2 separate regions of the Homo sapiens genome follow, and region 2 is linked to region 1. Evidence: read pairs that join two places in POLR2A ChIA-PET (ENCODE). Cell type or tissue: MCF 10A. All regions are shown on one strand. Links, peaks and the distances in the headings refer to the core of each region. The heading gives the core; the rest is flanking DNA.

Region 1 (8,445 bases), core at 290-8,289:
CTGAGAACACTGTAACTGGTAAGTCCCTCAACAACACCCGACGGTTCCCCAATGCTTAATGAATCAAGCATACACTCCTTGCCCTAATATTCAATGTCCTTCCTTTATGGCCCCAGCGTCATTTTTCAGTGTCATTTGGTGTCACTTTGTATGTCTGCCATACATGCAAGCCAGATGAATACACTGGGCTCTCCTGACTTCTGCTTATGCTATCTGCCGAGCAGGTACCCAAAATGTGTTCCTCACATATCTCAGCCTTCAGTTGTCACTTCCTCCATGAAGCCCTCATTCTTCATCTCTCCCTCCTTGGACTTTTCTTTGTAACCTTTCTATGGAAATTCTCCAAATTTGTTGTGTTGGAGTTTTTTGTGTTCATGCCTCATCTCCCTCAATTGTAAGATCCTTAAGATCAGAGAGTGAGTCTCATCCATCCATATGCTCTGCCATGCTAAGCACGGTGCCCAGTACAGAAGTCACGCTCTGTAAATGTTTGCTCAGCTAAAATAAAGCCTGCTTTGATCTGGCTTCTTGCTTGTGACTCAGAAAGGGCCAAAGACATTTATTTCTTGAAAGTAATGTGGCTTTAGCCTTAGACTAGTGTCAACTTTAATCCAAGAACTGATTAAATGTAAAAGACTCATATCTGATACTTCCAAACCATAAGGGAGACTTAATTGAAAAATGTAGTTCAACCTCTCACAGCAACAACATCAAGAACTCCCTGTTTGGGCTCTAGCAACTTGTACCATTAACTTAACTTAATCTACTTACTTTGAAAAACTAATATTTACTTAGTGGGTTGCCACCTTAATCTGTTTTCACAAGTGGTTCTGATTACAATCCTTTCTGAGTTTGCAGTATCATGGACTCCTTAAACACATTTTATACAGAATTCTCTATAGCATGGATATTCTTCAAATTGAATCAAGTCCATGTCAAGGTCCATTTCAGGCATATTTTGCTGAAAACTCAAAACTCAAAGTCCATGGGCCAAATGGCTTTTTTCCCCCATGAATTGGGATCTGGACCATCAAAATAATTCATAATGTTAACATTGTCATATCTAGCAAAGAGTCACGTGTTTAATTTCATTCTTTTTTTTCTGAGATGGAGTCTCGCTCTGTCACCCAGGCCGGAGTGCAGTGGTGCAATCTCCACTCACTGCAACCTCCGTCTCCTGGGTTCAAGTGATTCTCCTGCCTCAGCCTCCTGAGTAGCTGGGATTTCAGGCACCCGCCACCATGCCTGGCTAATTTTTGTATCTTTTAGTTAGAGATGGGGTTTCACCATGTTGGCCAGGCTGGTCTTGAACTCCTGACCTCAGACAATCCAACCACCTCCACCTCCCAAAGTGCTGGGATTACAGGCGTGAGCCACCATGCCCAGCCCATGTGTTTATTTCTAATACCCCCATTGCAACCACTTATAGTAGGATATGCTTCTTAATCAACAATTGTTATTTTCAGGGATTATTTTAATTATACAGGCTTTGCTGAGAACTTAACATTATTAAAAAAAATCCAAGTGAAAATATAAATAAGTTTATTTAAGCTTAAGACTTGATTTGGTTTGCTTACTTTTCACCAATGAAGATACTTTGTGCTAAAATACATTTGTTTTTATTTCCTGTCATTTTAATTCATGTCACTTTGAATTTCCTATATCCCAAAGAAATGCTTACTTTTTTAAAAAATTGAATAAGTTTTAATAAATACCTATATATAAAACAACTTCTATTGTGTCCCTTTTTCATTTTAAATTTTTGTAAATGTATTGAAAGTTTGTTTTAGATCATACACAAAACTCTTTTGAGAAGGAATATTTTGATGTCAAAAAGGTATTTTCAAATGCATAAAAAAATGGCTTGTGGATTTCCATATCAAACTTTGAGCAAAAGTTACTTCCGTAGAGGAGAGCAGGATTACATACATCTTTATGGATTGATGTATTATTCGTATAATTAAAACTCAATCTATAGGGAATTATTTTCATTAAAGTGGAAGGATGCCCACGAGAACACCAATCTCATTATTTCCACTTACACTGATAGATATGGAGAAAGGTCTCACTGAGCTTGTTGGTGAAAAGAGGCTCAGGGAGGTCCCGGAAGAACTGTTTCACCATATCCGCCACATCATAAGCAGACTGGTCTTCATAGTTGACGTTCTCAGGGAAGTTTTCATTCATTTGGCGAAGGGCATGGATTCGAGACTTCACTCCTGATTTGCGAAAAAGACCCACCTGAAACAAAGCCATAGGGATGTGTCAGCCAGGCCACACTTGGTTGTGAGGAGGAGGAGGAAGCATGGGAAGGGAACTGGATGAGCTGGAATTGCCTCCCAATTAGTACATGCTGAACTACTAGTATAGCTACTTTAGGCAGTACCCGAACACTGTCTTCCTCTCCTATGAAATGAAGATAAGAATAAAACCCCACCTCACAGGATTACTGTGGAGAGTAAGTGAGGAAATAGATGTGCATGTGCTTTGCGACCTGTTACATCTTATCACACTGCAGATGTTATTATTATTTTATTCATTTATTCAACAAGTAGTGATTAAGTAACCACTGTGTATCAGGCATGCTTAGAGTTCCTAGGTGTCATTAGTGAGCAGAACAGATAAAATTCCCTGCCCTTTAGGGTTTACATTGCCATGGGGATTTTGAGAACGTCTGGTCAATGGGAGGTTTGGTGAAAACAATGTGGGTCGTGGATGAAAGAATCCCAGATAAACAGCCATATCCAGTGCCCCTGCAGGGGAGAGTTTTATGGGGAATATGTTCATGAAACAGACTAATATCATAAGTACATATTTTGATTTAAGGAATTTATTTACTTTTTCTTCTTTGGAATTCTTGGCACTTACTTTTCTACCTGTTTGTTTTTATGCAGTAAGCTATGGCTCTAGTGAGAATGATTCCTGGGTGGCTTTTTTTTCAGACCTCAAGATATTGTCATATCATGCCTTTTTCATCTTAGAGTCTAGACTCCTCCCCTACTTGATGAATAAATGGAGCATTAAGGCATCAAGGACAGAGTGGCCCTAATGAGAATGAGTGAGGCAGAGCAGAGCCCGGCAAGAATGAAGATCCTGCAATGGTGGGGCAGGTTAAGCTCTAGGCCCTCTAGAGGAACTTTCTGTGCTGGACTTACCCGCTATTCAAAAAGGAACTGAACTTTCCTGGGCACCCTGGCTTATAGTGAAATAATATGTCTGCTATTTTTTAAATGCCTATAGGGAGTTGATTTGCTTCAACCCTCAATTTTCACAGCTCTCATTCCCCAGTGGCTCATGGGTTGGCCCACTTCTGCAAAGCAAGGTAGAACCTTCCTGAGTGGCTGGTCAGGTAGACAGTGGCCACTAGTGTCAGCCACTGCTCATCCCCCCTATACCTGGAGGAAAGCCTAATACAGGTCGTCTTACTGATCACTCTGTGTGCCAGGCCGGCCTCCACCCAAGTTCGGGTATGTGACAAAGGCTTTCCTGATTGCTGCAACAAATGGAGAGCAGTCCTCATTCTTTTAAATTGTGGTAACAGCAGGGGAAGGATTCCAAGCCATTAGAGCATACTCAGGTTTTTGTATATGTCAGCCGAATGGATCACAGGGGAAATTATACACTGCTACTTTTTGTGGCCATAAAAACAGAATTCTTAGTAATATTTCTTTGCATTCCAAGGTTTATCGCTCTAATCCCACACATCAGGATATTCAGGCTGATAATATTGTCACTTAAAATATGAGTTACTTTCTTTTTTATTCTTAAAGTTTGGAATGTCTAGAAAATGCACAGTTTTGCCATACTTAGATGATTCGCCACAAAGAATCCAGACAATATTTATCTTCCTTCAACTGGCAACAACTCCAAATTTCATCAAAGGGCATGGAAAGAAAGCATGTACTGTCAAAAGAGAAAAAAATTCAAGATGTCAGGTGAGTGATTATTGGGGTGAGATCCATCTCCGATTTGTTTACATCTTCTGCTTTTCTGATTTTGGAAGGAGGCCCAGGACTGTGCACACCACAGGGCTGGCTGTGCTGTACGAGAGTTCTCATAATCGAGATGCCCTGAAGGTAAATACTTCAGTGTGACTCACAAATATTTATCCTCATATGAGCAGGTATTATTCCATTTGAGAAGAATTCCTACTTTTTTAACAGCAGAGAAATGTTGATCAGGATCTACAAAAAGAATAAAGCAGACAGTGTTTCTGTTTAAATTGTCGAGCACGTTCCTCTTTTGTCCACCGTGTCTTGCGGGCTGTTTCTGGGCACACAGTCATGTGCGTGCACACACACATCCCAGAGATGCTATCTTTGTATTGTTTGGTTTCCAAATTTCTTTCTCGTTTCAGCAAATATTGTTATTTTAATTATTTTAGACATGTCTGCAGCTCTCCAGCTGTGGGCTCTGAGCTGCTTTTTCTGACTGAGATCTTAGGATGTCCAGAGGGTAGTCAGGGATTTATTGTGCTGCCTCGAAGTCTGACAATAACCTTCCTGCCCTGGCCTTGTCTTCTAGGGGACATGGGAAATATAGACGTATATATATATTTTGGTTTCTGTGGATTTTTGTTGGAAGTACAGCAGGAAAATTTTCTTTCATAAACCTAATAAAGAAAAGGTGGTCTCAAATCAGATTCCAGTTATAGTAGCTGAAGATGGCCAAAGGGAAAGATGGAAAGAACCTCTCTTCAAAGCTATTGATGAGCTGATGATTGAGCTAACCCTGGAACCGTTCTATTTCCTGACTTTTTTTTTTTTTGAGACGGAGTCTTGCTCTGTCACCCAGGCTGGAGTGCAGTGGCGCATTCAAGTGATTCTCCTGTCTCAGCCTACTAAGTAGCTGGGATTACAGGCACCTGCCACCACTTCCAGCTACTTTTTACATTTTTTAGTAGAGACAGGATTTCGCCACATTGGCCAGGCTGGTCTCGAACTCCTGACCTCAAGTGATCCACCCACCTTGGCCTCCCAAAGTGCTGGCATTACAGGTGTGAGCCGCCATGGCTGGCCTATTTCCTGACTTTTTGTTTGTGTTTTGTGAGACCATGAATTTCCTGTCATTTAAGCCATTTTGGGATGGGGCTTCTAGTGGTTGCTGTGGAAAGCCACTGGGCACAGTGAGTAGAAGATGGTCTTTCTAAGGCATAGAGAGATCCTGAGACCAGAAGAAGAGCTTCCCCTCTCGATCCTCATAGAAAAACACTGTGACGGCAACGAGTGGTTTCCAATAATCATTTCTTCTTCAGAAAGTTTTGGCCGAGCACAGTGGCTCACACCTGTAATCCCAGCACTTTGGGAGGCCGAGGTGGTTGGATTGTCTGAGGTCAGGAGTTTGAGACCAGCCTGGCCAACATGGCAAAACCTCGTCTCTACTAAAAAATACAAAAATTAGCCAGGAGTGGTGGTGGGTGCCTGGAATCCCAGCTACTTGGAAGGCTGAGGTGGGAGAATCTCTTGAACCTGGGAGGCAGAGGTTGCAGTGAGCTGAGATTGTGCCACTGCACTCTAGCCTGGGCAACAGAGCCAGACTCCACCTCAAAAAAAAAAAAAAAAAGTTTCCAAAGCAAGGATTTGATCTGAATTTTTGACAAGAGATAGTTTTCCACATAAAAAATGGAGAAGAAACCTGTTGTTCATCCTTTTTTTTTTTTTTTTTTGAGACAGAGTCTCACTCTGTCTATCAGGGCTGGAGTGCTGGAGTGCAGTAGCATGATCTCAGCTCAACCACAACCTCCATCTCCTGGATTCAAGTGATTCTTCTGCCACAGCCTCCCAAGTAGCTAGGATTACAGGTGTGCACCACCACGCCCAGCTAATTTTTTTTTTTTTTTTGAGATAAAGTCTCGCTCTTATCCCCCAGGTTGGAGTGCGATGGCACGATCTCAGCTCACTGCAACCTCTGCCTCCTGGGTTCAAGCAATTCTCCTGCCTCAGCCCCCTGAGTAGCTGGGATTACAGGCACCTGCCACCATGCCCAGCTAACTTTTGTATTTTTAGTAGTGACAGGGTTTTACCATGTTGGCCAGGCTGGTCTAGAACTCTTGACCTCAGGTGATTCACCAGCTTCGGCCTCCCAAAGTACTGGGATTACAGGCGTGAGCCACTGCACCCAGCCTAATTTTTGTATTTTTAGCAGAGATGGTGTTTCACCATGTTGGCCAGGCTGGCCCTGAACTCCTGACCTCAAGTGATCTGCCCACCTCGGCCTCCCAAAGTGTTGGGATTTTAAGTGTGAGCCACCATACCTGCCCTGTTGCTCATCCTTCTGATCACAGTGGATGGGCAGGCAACAGCCCCAGCTCCCTCAGCTTCGTTATGAGGAAGATCCCAGGAGGGCATAATGTTTTTCCTTCACTTTTGTGTCTGTCACCCATGGACGGGCAGCCTGGGCCATCACACAGGGTCTCACACACTTAGTTTAATGCTCTGCTGTCTTGGTTTTGAAATTCTCAATGATTTATGAACAAGTGATCCCACATTTTCTCTTTTCACTGGTCCCACAAATGGCATAACAGGTCCTGCTGTCATCTACTGTTAAAGCTCAGCCCAGCCACCCTCTTGAGAAAGGGGAGAATGGCCATCAGCAATGCAGAGTTCATTTTATAAGCATCTCTCTTGTATGTGATCTCTCATTTCCTTTTGAAGATAAAAGGCGAGTGATGAGTGTCCCCTTGGTCTAGTTTTCCTGTCTTCTTTCTGTTGTCTTTCACCTAAAAACCTAGCTATGAAAAAGCAAGGACTCAGCTGGGCACAGTGGCTCATGCCTGTAATCCCAGCACTTAGGGAGGCCGAGGCGGGTGGATCACCTGAGGTCAGGAGTTCGAGACCAGCCTGGCCAACATGGTGAAACCCTATCTCTATTAAAAATACAAAAATTAGCTGGGTATGGTGGTGCGTGCCTGTAAATCCCAGCCACTCAGGAGGCTGAGGCAGAAGAATCACTTGAACCCAGGAGGCGGAGGTTGCAGTGAGCTGAGATCGTGCCACTGCACTCCAGCCTGGGTGACAGAGCAAGACTCCATCTCAAAAAAAAAAAAAAAAAAAAAAAAGCAAGGACTCAAGGATAATTTCACTGGATAGCCCCAGAGCACTGCTCACTTTATCTGAGGCAGGCAACAGAAAAAGTGACAAACAGCCAGCGGGGGCAGGGACACTTGTACTGAGTACTAAGAGTCTTCCCAGCATGATTAGGCTTTTAAAACTTACTGCTCTATTAGGAGGAGAGGCTGAGCATGAGTGGTGCATTAGAATTCACATTCCATCTGAATAATATTAAATCTCCCTCTTGGCATCCTGTTTATGCTAATCTTTTTCGGGACTTAATGATGTTTATCAGGACTTCCATTTCCTCTTCTTTAGAAATGTGCTCAGCTAATGAAGGAAGGTTGGTTTTCTTGAGAAAGAAAGATTCATAAGAAGAGTATGCAGCAGATTCTTATTCTGAGCATTGCAGGTTCAGCCTCTCACTGCGGTGACTTCATATTCATCAGGAATAGGTATAATCTATTCTGTGCACAGTTGATTTAGGGCAGAAATAAAAGCTCAGACAACAAAGCAAGGCTCCTCTTACACACTACTATGTCTGAATACAAATGGTTCATAATTGAAGGCTAAACTTCCTCATCTCACCCACAGCCAGCTGCAAGGGCAAACATGGACACTCTGTTGCATCATATAGAAACTGCTGGGCATGCAGGAGTGTGGAAGACAAAAGGCTGGCAATGTGTCAGGCTCTGTGGGGCAGGGTCAACTGCAATGAGTGCTTATATGCGAGGCGAGTGTTTAGCACGGGGAGAAGGGCCCATCGCACTGCAGGAAGCCTTCTCCCTGAGACTCGGGGCAATGCCTTGGGAGAGTATGGGGTGGTACTTCCTATTAAAATGTGGCATAGAAGGGGTTATTTGCGGATGTTCTCGTCTTCTGCAGCTTTGAGGCTGAGATCTCAAGGCCTTGGGCAGACTGGAATCTTTTCAATTCCACAGAAGTGCTGTTGGCGAAGAAAGAACATTCGTTTGGTGTTGCTCTCCTTGCTTTTCACTCTTTTCCCCTCGCTTTTCTGATTGATTCGCTTTTACTAGCTCTTGCTTGCTCTGAAATCTCCGGAAAAGCCAGGTTTTGATTCCTTATGTTTCTCTAGTTCTCCCCTTTTCCTTCCTATTACCACCTTCCTTTTTCACAGGAGCCAGAGAGGTGGTCTCTGCGTGCTTCCCACACCACATTGACAAGGAAAGGGAGGGACATTCCAAGGCTGGAAGCCCTGCCAGGACTGGGTGCATTATAAGGTGGTGACTGACTGTGGTGAAAGTCCCTTCGATGTCCTACGGATTCTCCCATGTGACTGACGCGAGATGCGTGGCTCTATTCATTTTAATTACATTTAGAATCAGTATTTATATCTTGAAATGAGTCTTCTTCCTCCAAGCCTTTGCCGGCACAC
Region 2 (8,445 bases), core at 214-8,213, 130 kb after region 1:
AAATTACATTTTATTCACCGTACAAGTAAGGATATTTGAAGGGTGCAGGAAGGGATGGGGTGGGCCTGTTATCCAGAGAAACATTGTAATGAATAAGCTCAAGCTTGGCAATTTTTTAATTCATTTTTTAGTGTGTGGGTAGAAGGGCAACTGCACTGTGTTCATAGACATAAATGCTTTGTCTGTCTCTTGAAGCAAAAGATAATAAATCCCAGGGTTATAATTTAAGACATGCGCATCAAAGAGAGGTAAGGAGAAGTGACTTAAGATGAATAAGTGGCTGTGTTGCTTCACAAAAGAGGAAAGCACTACCATCAAGTCAGGGTTGGCTAGAACGTTACCTATTCATTCACTTTCTATGCACCTAATGTACCCCAGACAGGCACACACACATCTCTAGTCCACCTGAGCTTCTCAGGGCTGTATCTTTGTCTAAGTCTGTATGTCTAGGAACAGACAAGCATCTTCTAAAACCAGCCATTTGTTTCAACAATCACACCTGCTTAAATTTAAGTTTCATATTTCAATAGGTTTCATACCCCTATCAACATCTTTTTAAAAATTTTATTAATTCTATTGAATAAATATTTGTTGAGCACTTTCTGTGCAAAACACTGTGCTAGGTAGATCCAACGAGGATCCAAAGATATAGAAGATATTCTAAACCTTCACTCAGGTTATTAGACAAATAAAATAATAAAAATATTGATGACCATAAAACAAAAACAAAAACTAAGAGAGAGAGAGAGAGGAGAGAATAAAACACTATGCGGTGGGATTTCAAAAGCAAAAAGAATTATCTGTTGGCAAGAGAATTAAGATTGCTTCTTGGAAGAAGACCTTGAAGGATGGATAAAATTTCAAAAGACAGTGACAAGGGTGTGGTTATGGAGAGAGTTATAGATTGGTCCAGTTTAAAGGAATGGCTGGGCTGGGTGTGGTGGCTCATGCCTGTAATCCCAGCACTTTGGGAGGCCGAGGCAGGTGGGTCGCCTGAGGTCAGGAGTTCGAGACCAGCCTGGCCAACATGGTGAAACCCCGTCTCTAGTAAAAATACAAAAATTAGCTGAGTGTGGTGACACATGCCTGTAGTCCTAGCTACTTGGGAGGCTGAGGCAGGAGAATGGCTTGAACCCTGGAGGCGGAGGTTGCAGTGAGCCAAGATCACACCACTGCACTCCAGCCTGGGTGACAGAGTGAGACTCTGTCTCGGATAAATAAATAAATAAATAAATTAAATAAATAAATAAATAAATAAAACGGCTGGAAAAAAGTCCAGAAGAGAAAGTGCGGCTTGGTTTGTCTGGAGCCAAGATACCAGGCGGCAGAGAGTCAGAATGGAGGGACACTCTGAGTGGGGACTTAGTACTCAATTCAGCAGGCGATGGGGGCAACGTGATGAGCACTGTGCTCAGATGATGGACAAGCAGACACGAATTCAACATGAGGTCTCTGCAATGCCGTCGCCAGGACAACTGCTCCATATGACCAGTGCCCTCTCATTTTTTGGAGCTAGTCTTTTCATAACATGTTTCAGGGTGCCTAATATACGTTATATTAGATATAATATATATTTCTATCATATATTTTTGCAATTTGCTGTATATATAACAGACACCAAATATAATATCAAGTACAATATCAAATATATTACATATCTATTGTATTACAAATTTTCAATTTGCTATATATTAGATATCCCAGTTATATATGTATATGAATGGCCCTCACTTGTAAGTGCTGGAACCGTGATTCACTCACTCTACTGCTATCGCCCAAAACGCACAATTCTCAGCACTGGCTGAACTTCCCATCACCTGAGATGCTTACAAAATAGTGGGTGCTGAGACCCCAATTCAAACCACTCTCAGTTGAGGTGCCCAGACACCCCAGGTTTTCATGAATGGCCAGGTGATTCTGACGTGCTAACAAGGTTGGGGACCACTGACACAAAGGGCTTTTCATGTGGGTGATTTACCTCATCTTCTGGGGGGTCCTTATATACTGCACTTGAAGACTCAATGAGGCTAAAAATATTAATTTTGAATAAATGGGCATATAACATTTTAAACTTACATTTCTATTATTGTCTTGACTTTCGAATGAGTCAGGGCTATCGTTAAGAAGAAGAAGGCTGGGCATGGTGGCTCATGCCTGTAATCCTAGCACTTTGGGAGGCCAAGACAGGAGGATTGCTTGAGTCCAGGAGTTCAAGACCAGCCTGGGCAACATAGTGAGACCTCATTTCTACAAAAAATAAAAAATTAGCTGGGTGTGGTGGCAACCAGCTGTGGTGAGCTATAATCCTGCCACTGCACTCCAGCCTGGGCGACAGAGTGAGAACTTCTCTCTCTAAAAAAAAGAAGAAGATAAAAAAGGAAGAATAAAGGAATGTAATTTAATAGACTTTTAATAACAAAGGAATTTTTAGTCACTACTTAAAACTGGAAGTCTATGGCGATCCTGGGCATGTGAGAGCATTAAGAGATTTGTGAGCTGTAGCTTCCAGTGTTACCTACCAGTTGGGGTCCAGACTTGAATGATGGGTGGGGAAGGAGCAGCAGGGCCTCTGGCCTTAGGTACAGTGACTCCCACTCCACACTGCTCCCCCATCCCTCTATTCCTCTTCCCTGTTTTTTGTCTTTCTTTTCTCCTTCATTTATCTTCTTTTGTTTTGGTATTCCTCCCATTCCTTTCCCCTTTTGCTTCCCATATTTTGATTTTTCTTCTTCCTCCACTTCTCCAGTCACTTTGTTTCTTTCTCACCATTATCCTTTCCCTTATTCAGTGTTTGGGTGTTCCCAAAACACCTGAATTACATAATATTTTAAATTATTAGTTGTATTTATTGAATGAGCTTGATACTCCCTGGTCTTAGATTTTAGGGTGGCAAGTTGAACATATCATCTAGTTTTCTTTAAAACAATAAATTTTAAATAAGCTACTTTTCACTAATAAGTTGGGAAATCATTTCTACTAAAGAAGAGAAAAGAAAACAAAACTCCTTTTTCCCCTTGCCAGATATTTCTGATAAAGGAAGATAAATGAGTACTATATTTTAAAGGCAGCCATTGCAAATGTGTTTCATGAAAAATAGGTGACATGCTACATGACATTGAAATGACTGCTAGCTTTATACATTAAAATGAGGAAAAAAAAGTTGGGAACACGATAACATCATTTCCTAAATGGTAGGAGGATTTCGAAGCAGGGAAATCAACAGACACACAAAGGTTATCACTGGCCACAAGCAGCTGTCAATAAATTCCAATCCTAAGAGAACACACTAACTCACGATGACTCAGTTGACCAAAAAGAAAACACAATAGTATCTACACAAGGCCTTGACCTTACTTCTTCATTTTGTCACTGTTTCTTCCGTCTGTAATGGGTTTCTTAATATTCAGTCAGTCTATGTCTACGATTTCTTAAGTATGAATCTAAAAATGCATTTCTTCCAAGAATTCGTCTTTGACTCCACCTCCTTTCTTTGAATGATTTCTTTTCTCAAGGTTTCCTTAGCCACCTACAATGTGCCAGGCTTTTTGGTCATGAATTTGCCAATATTATTTCTAATCCCTGCAACAATCGTACAATGCAGATATTAGTATACCATTTTGCAATTAAGGAAACTAAGCCTCAGAGAGTGTTAAATAACCTGTCTGTATCAATTAATACAGGTATAGTTGGTATTTAAATCTGCATGTTTAATTCCAATGACAGTATCCTTTCCACTTCCTCAAACTGTCTCCCTTTCGTTTCTTCCTAATGCCATCATACACCAATTATCTGTTATTATTTATTTATTTATTTATTTTGTTAGAGACAGGGTCTTACTGTGTCACCCAGGCCAGAGTGCAGTGGCGCCATCTCGGCTCACTGCAACCTCTACCTCCCAGGATTAAACAATAGTCCCACCTCAGCCTCCTGGGTAGCTGGGACTACAGGCATTTGCCACCATGCTTGCCTAATTTTTTTGATTTTTTGTAGAGATCAGGTCTCACTACGTTGCTCAGGCTGGTCTTGAACTCCCGGGCTCAAGTGATCCCCCCGTCTCAGCCTTCCAAGTGTTGGGATTACAGGCATGAGACACTGTGCCCAGCCCCCATCATAAACTAATTATGTTCTTTTACAGCAGCTTTACACACCCTTATTTTGTTTCCTCAATCAGACTAAAAGAGCAACAACAATAAAAAAAAATCTGGAAAATAATTCTCTGAAAATTCTGAGCAGTAGACATTGCTAGGTATTGTTAAGGAAAGTCAGTTACTTTGGGGGGCCAATTATCTCCTCCTAGTTCATATCTACCAAGCCAAAAGTTCCCTATAGGAAAGCTCATTAGCGCAGAGGAATGAATAAGAATTAAGTGTGTGTCTCTCACCTTCTACCAAGGGAAATATATAATTCTGGAGAATTTTATTCTCGCAAAAACAGTATTCACTGTCTTGTAACCAATGTCTCCCTTAAAACAAGAAAGCCCTGCAGAGAGTTGCAGATGTGGCATGGAATTACAAGCAACTTCATTCTGGAACCCATGCTGGTACAGACACAGCCTAAGACTGCATCCTTTTAAAGGCATTATTTCATATTGCTGAGGCTTCAAACATCACTTGGAACCCTATGAAGTCATGTGGTCCCAGTTCTGTATTTATATAATATGAAATGGCAGATTTACATTTATTCCTGTGTAATTTCAACCAGTGATTTTGGCCCATTGACCCATGCTGTTGAAATCTTTAAATATTCTCAGTCTGTCTGTCAACCAGTACACTTGCTCTCTTCCTATGAAGCATCCCTTCCAGATGTCTTGCCCCTCCTCCCATGTTCCTTAGTCTCTATTTGAACACACATCTGTTCTTGTTTGCTAGATCATAAACTGTATGAGGACAAGACTTAAGTCTGTCTTGTTCATTACTGGATCCTGGCATTTATCATAGGGCATGGCATGGTGTAGAAGCTCACTATGCTTTGAATAAGTGAAAGCATAGAAGGAGGGGAGAAATGGGAATAGGATAAGGAAGGGAAGGGAAGGGAGACGTTATAGGTAGAGGAAGAAGAGAGAACAAGATAAGATCAAGGAACAGCAACACATATAGTGTAGAATCTAAGATGCCTGAGTTGTAAGTTATTTAACTCTCTGAGGCTCATGTTTTTATTTATAAAATATCATCACATCAACCTCACAGGATTTTTGTGAGCATGGGGGGAGATGATGCTGCACAAACATCTGGTCTACAGGAGGTAGGACCCACTGAGGTTGACAGGCCGCCTGGGATTCTTTCACTTTCAAGCCTGCCAGGATGATCAAATGACAAGATTCTGTGGCTCTGAGCCATTTTTGGGCTGCTGAAGGAAGTATCTGGGCCTTATGCTCGCTGCATTGCCCCTCTTTCCAAGTGAATCACTTCATTAAAATGAAAGGTTTACTAAAACAGTCTGCCAGGTTAGGATGATTCATTCCCCAGCTGTGGCCATCATCAGAAAACCATGTGCATTCAGTACAGTTATCAAGCCTGAATAGCCACTAATTTGCAGAGCTTTTGGTCTCAGTGTCATTTATTTTTGTATTTTAAAAGAGGAAGTGCACAAGACATCATTATGTCAGTCCCACATAAGAGGCTGGTAGACTCTTAGTAAGTGGATGCACATGTTTGCATTTCCAAAAGCTTCTCTTTTCATCAAAAGAAAATACATATGTCTAATTGGCTGTTTGTGTAAAGTATGGGCATATCTATATGTTGGGTTAGTTCCTCCCTTGATGGTAAGCTATAATGAAATACATTTTTAATGTTAGATGGGGATTTTAGAAGTCTACTCTGCAAACCTCAGATTTACCACCCTATTTAGCTTGTCAAGTAAGGCTGCTACTTACATTAAATGAGTAACACCTAATCCTGAACACAATTTCAAAGTAAATTCCCTTCCTTTCCAAAACAGACAAACTAGCAAAACCTTACTTCTTCAGAGTTCTGGTAAAGGCTGAAAATCAAAACGATAAGCTTTATTCATCCTAAAAGGCTAAAGATATAAAATAGATATAAAAATAATCACACGTTAAATAAGATACTCCTATCATTACTACATTAAATATTTCCTACATGATAAATGGCCCTCTGGCACTAAAAAGGAAAGACCATCATCTTCTAATTCAATTTATTCTGGTTATGTATATGATGTATCCAAAATTGTGAGCAGCTTTTACAGCTCAGAGGCTGCCCTTTATTTGGAACTCCCTGCCTTTAATCCCTCTCCGGTTGCCACACTCCTACGTCCTGCCTATTTTTGACAACATGGAGAGGAGAACATGGTGAGGCTGGGATGGCCCAAGGGCCTCAAGAGGCTGCCCTGGGAGCAGTGATAACAGAGTGCTAGATGTTCCATTTACAATACTGAAATAGCTGCACAACAGCCCTCTGTCATTTGTTTCTAACCACAGTGAGTGACGGAGAAGATTTTCACTCTATGGGCCATATTCAGGTCCCTCCCTTCCGCATACTTTCAAATGGACTAAACAACCAGTTTCAGCTTTGAACAGTTCTCACTTTATCAATCCCAATCTTTAAGATCTACACATGCAGGGCTTCCAACATAATGTTGAAGCCGTCAGAGGGAAACCAATTTTGTCACTATCAATAGTATTGACCCAGCAGGTATGTGTTTCACTTGAATTACGGAAGAATTGCTCGAAATCACACAATTGAAGACTGATCCAGGAGAATGTTTGCTTAGATATTTTTCTAACTTTTCCCACATCAAATCATTTAGCAAGATTTGTATCTGAAAGTACTTTTCCAATAAAATTGGATTTGACGCAAGTTGCAGAAGTTTTACAGTGCCAGTAGGTGGTACGACGAGGGTTGTAAAGGATGAAAATGTGTTGCCTTTGCCTGAGAATGTTAGAGAGCTGGTGGGTTAAAGAAGACAGTGAGCACATCACCCACCAAGCGAGCTTCCCTAAGGTACTGACCTTGGGCCCATGTCACAGATGATCTGACCCAGTCATTTTCCGTTTTTTGGATTATTTTAGGGACATATAAAAAGGTCACCACCAAACAATTTTCCCATGATACTTAGATCCTAGTATCATGTGGTATTTCCATGAACCAGAAAAGAGCCCTAACTTTATGCCTCCAGAACACCATGTGTGTTCTTTGCCTACCATCATTGTAGTCCTGCTAAAAGGATAGTTTTTATGGTCTTAAGGCAATGACTATGGACAGCCAGACTTCCTAAAAGACTTCTTAGACCTCGGTAGAAAGACAGGTGCTGTATTCCTCCTTTGAACATGGATTTGTGATGTGATGTTCACTATTCTTGCCCTTGAGTTCAAATTCTGGCAATTAAGAATAGGTGTTAACACACAGACCATTTTAAAAGCTACATTAAGCCAATGGACAGCGTAAACATGCCTGGAAATAATATATGCAGTACATGCTTCATCCAGGAAAAACACAATTACCCCAAAGAACACAATTATCCACACAGAACTTAAGTTGAGCACTAAATGAAGGTTCCACCTACAACAAGGGCCGCAGCGTGTATTTATAAGATGAAGCATGCTGTTGGGCTCTAGCTGCAGCACTGCTGGGTGAGGGGGACCTCCTTGTGAAGGCCGAGGCTGCCGGTCAGTGATGAGGGCAGGGATGCCTTCTCGGCCACCTCTGCTGACAGCTGTACAGCTGTGTCTGCTTCATGTGGCCCCCGAGACCACGGTGACCCCCTTCAATGTATGGCGTTGATTCTACTGATTTATGTCAAGGGTAGCTCTGATTTATAAGCGTATCATCAAAGCCTGAAATTGAACTTTCAAAATAGTACGATCTAAAGATGATGCCTAGACTGAACGGGATAAAAATAAAGGCCTCTCTTGAACGGATACAAATTTGATGAGCAATGAACAAAACATAAATGAAGGTTTTTCAACAGGCCTGCCACAGACCATGGGGGAACACCCTGTCCAGGTGTGCTGTCAATTGGTGATCAAATTGTAAAATGTATTAGTGCTGCAATTGAATATATGCACTATTGGGATGCACAGTCTGACACACACAGGGTGATCAGCCATCCCGCTTTGCCTGGAGTGATCCTCATTTTAACACTGAAAGCCTAATGTCTCTGGAAACTATTGAATCTCAGACAAAGTGGGCTGGTTGGTCCCCAGCAGATAGGACACTAGGCTGATGGGGTAGTGGGTGGCAAAGCGGACTGAGGTCAGAGGCACAGCATGAGGTCAAGTCAGCGGCAAAGAGGATAATTTGTACACCTCAACAGAGTGGATATGCCAAGGGGTAGTCAGGACAATAGGCTTAACAGTGTTGGAGAGAGAACACGTGCGTGTGACACAGGTGAGCACCTTTACAGGCTCTGTGAGACAGTGTCACTGTGCTGAGTTGTCATTATTGCTGATTTGTTGAGTATTGTTTTAGGCCTCTCAATCCCTTCATA

What was found. ChIA-PET counts read pairs that join two places held together with the same protein. Peaks named below come from ENCODE experiments on the same cell type or tissue, not always from the same donor. Only the 100,000 strongest peaks of a DNase experiment are listed, where the experiment ranks them.
Region 2: POLR2A ChIA-PET joins it to region 1 with 5 read pairs; 2 of 35 experiments call an interaction of 5 or more read pairs at or near these places.

What each region holds. Positions count from the first base shown.
Region 1 is chr13:33,116,023-33,124,467 of GRCh38, forward strand. STARD13 (StAR related lipid transfer domain containing 13) reads right to left here. Exons shown (of 14, transcript NM_178006.4): 8 at 2,043-2,241. Among named protein-coding and RNA genes, the nearest start is that of KL, 100 kb to the left of the region's middle. In MCF 10A, for the core only: no CTCF peak of the experiment used is centred there; a DNase peak (open chromatin) is centred at 4,049.
Region 2 is chr13:33,245,986-33,254,430 of GRCh38, forward strand. All of the region lies in intron 1 of STARD13 (StAR related lipid transfer domain containing 13), which reads right to left. Among named protein-coding and RNA genes, the nearest start is that of STARD13-AS, 27 kb to the right of the region's middle. RefSeq lists an enhancer at 5,192-5,401. In MCF 10A, for the core only: no CTCF peak of the experiment used is centred there; DNase peaks (open chromatin) are centred at 3,336 and 5,366.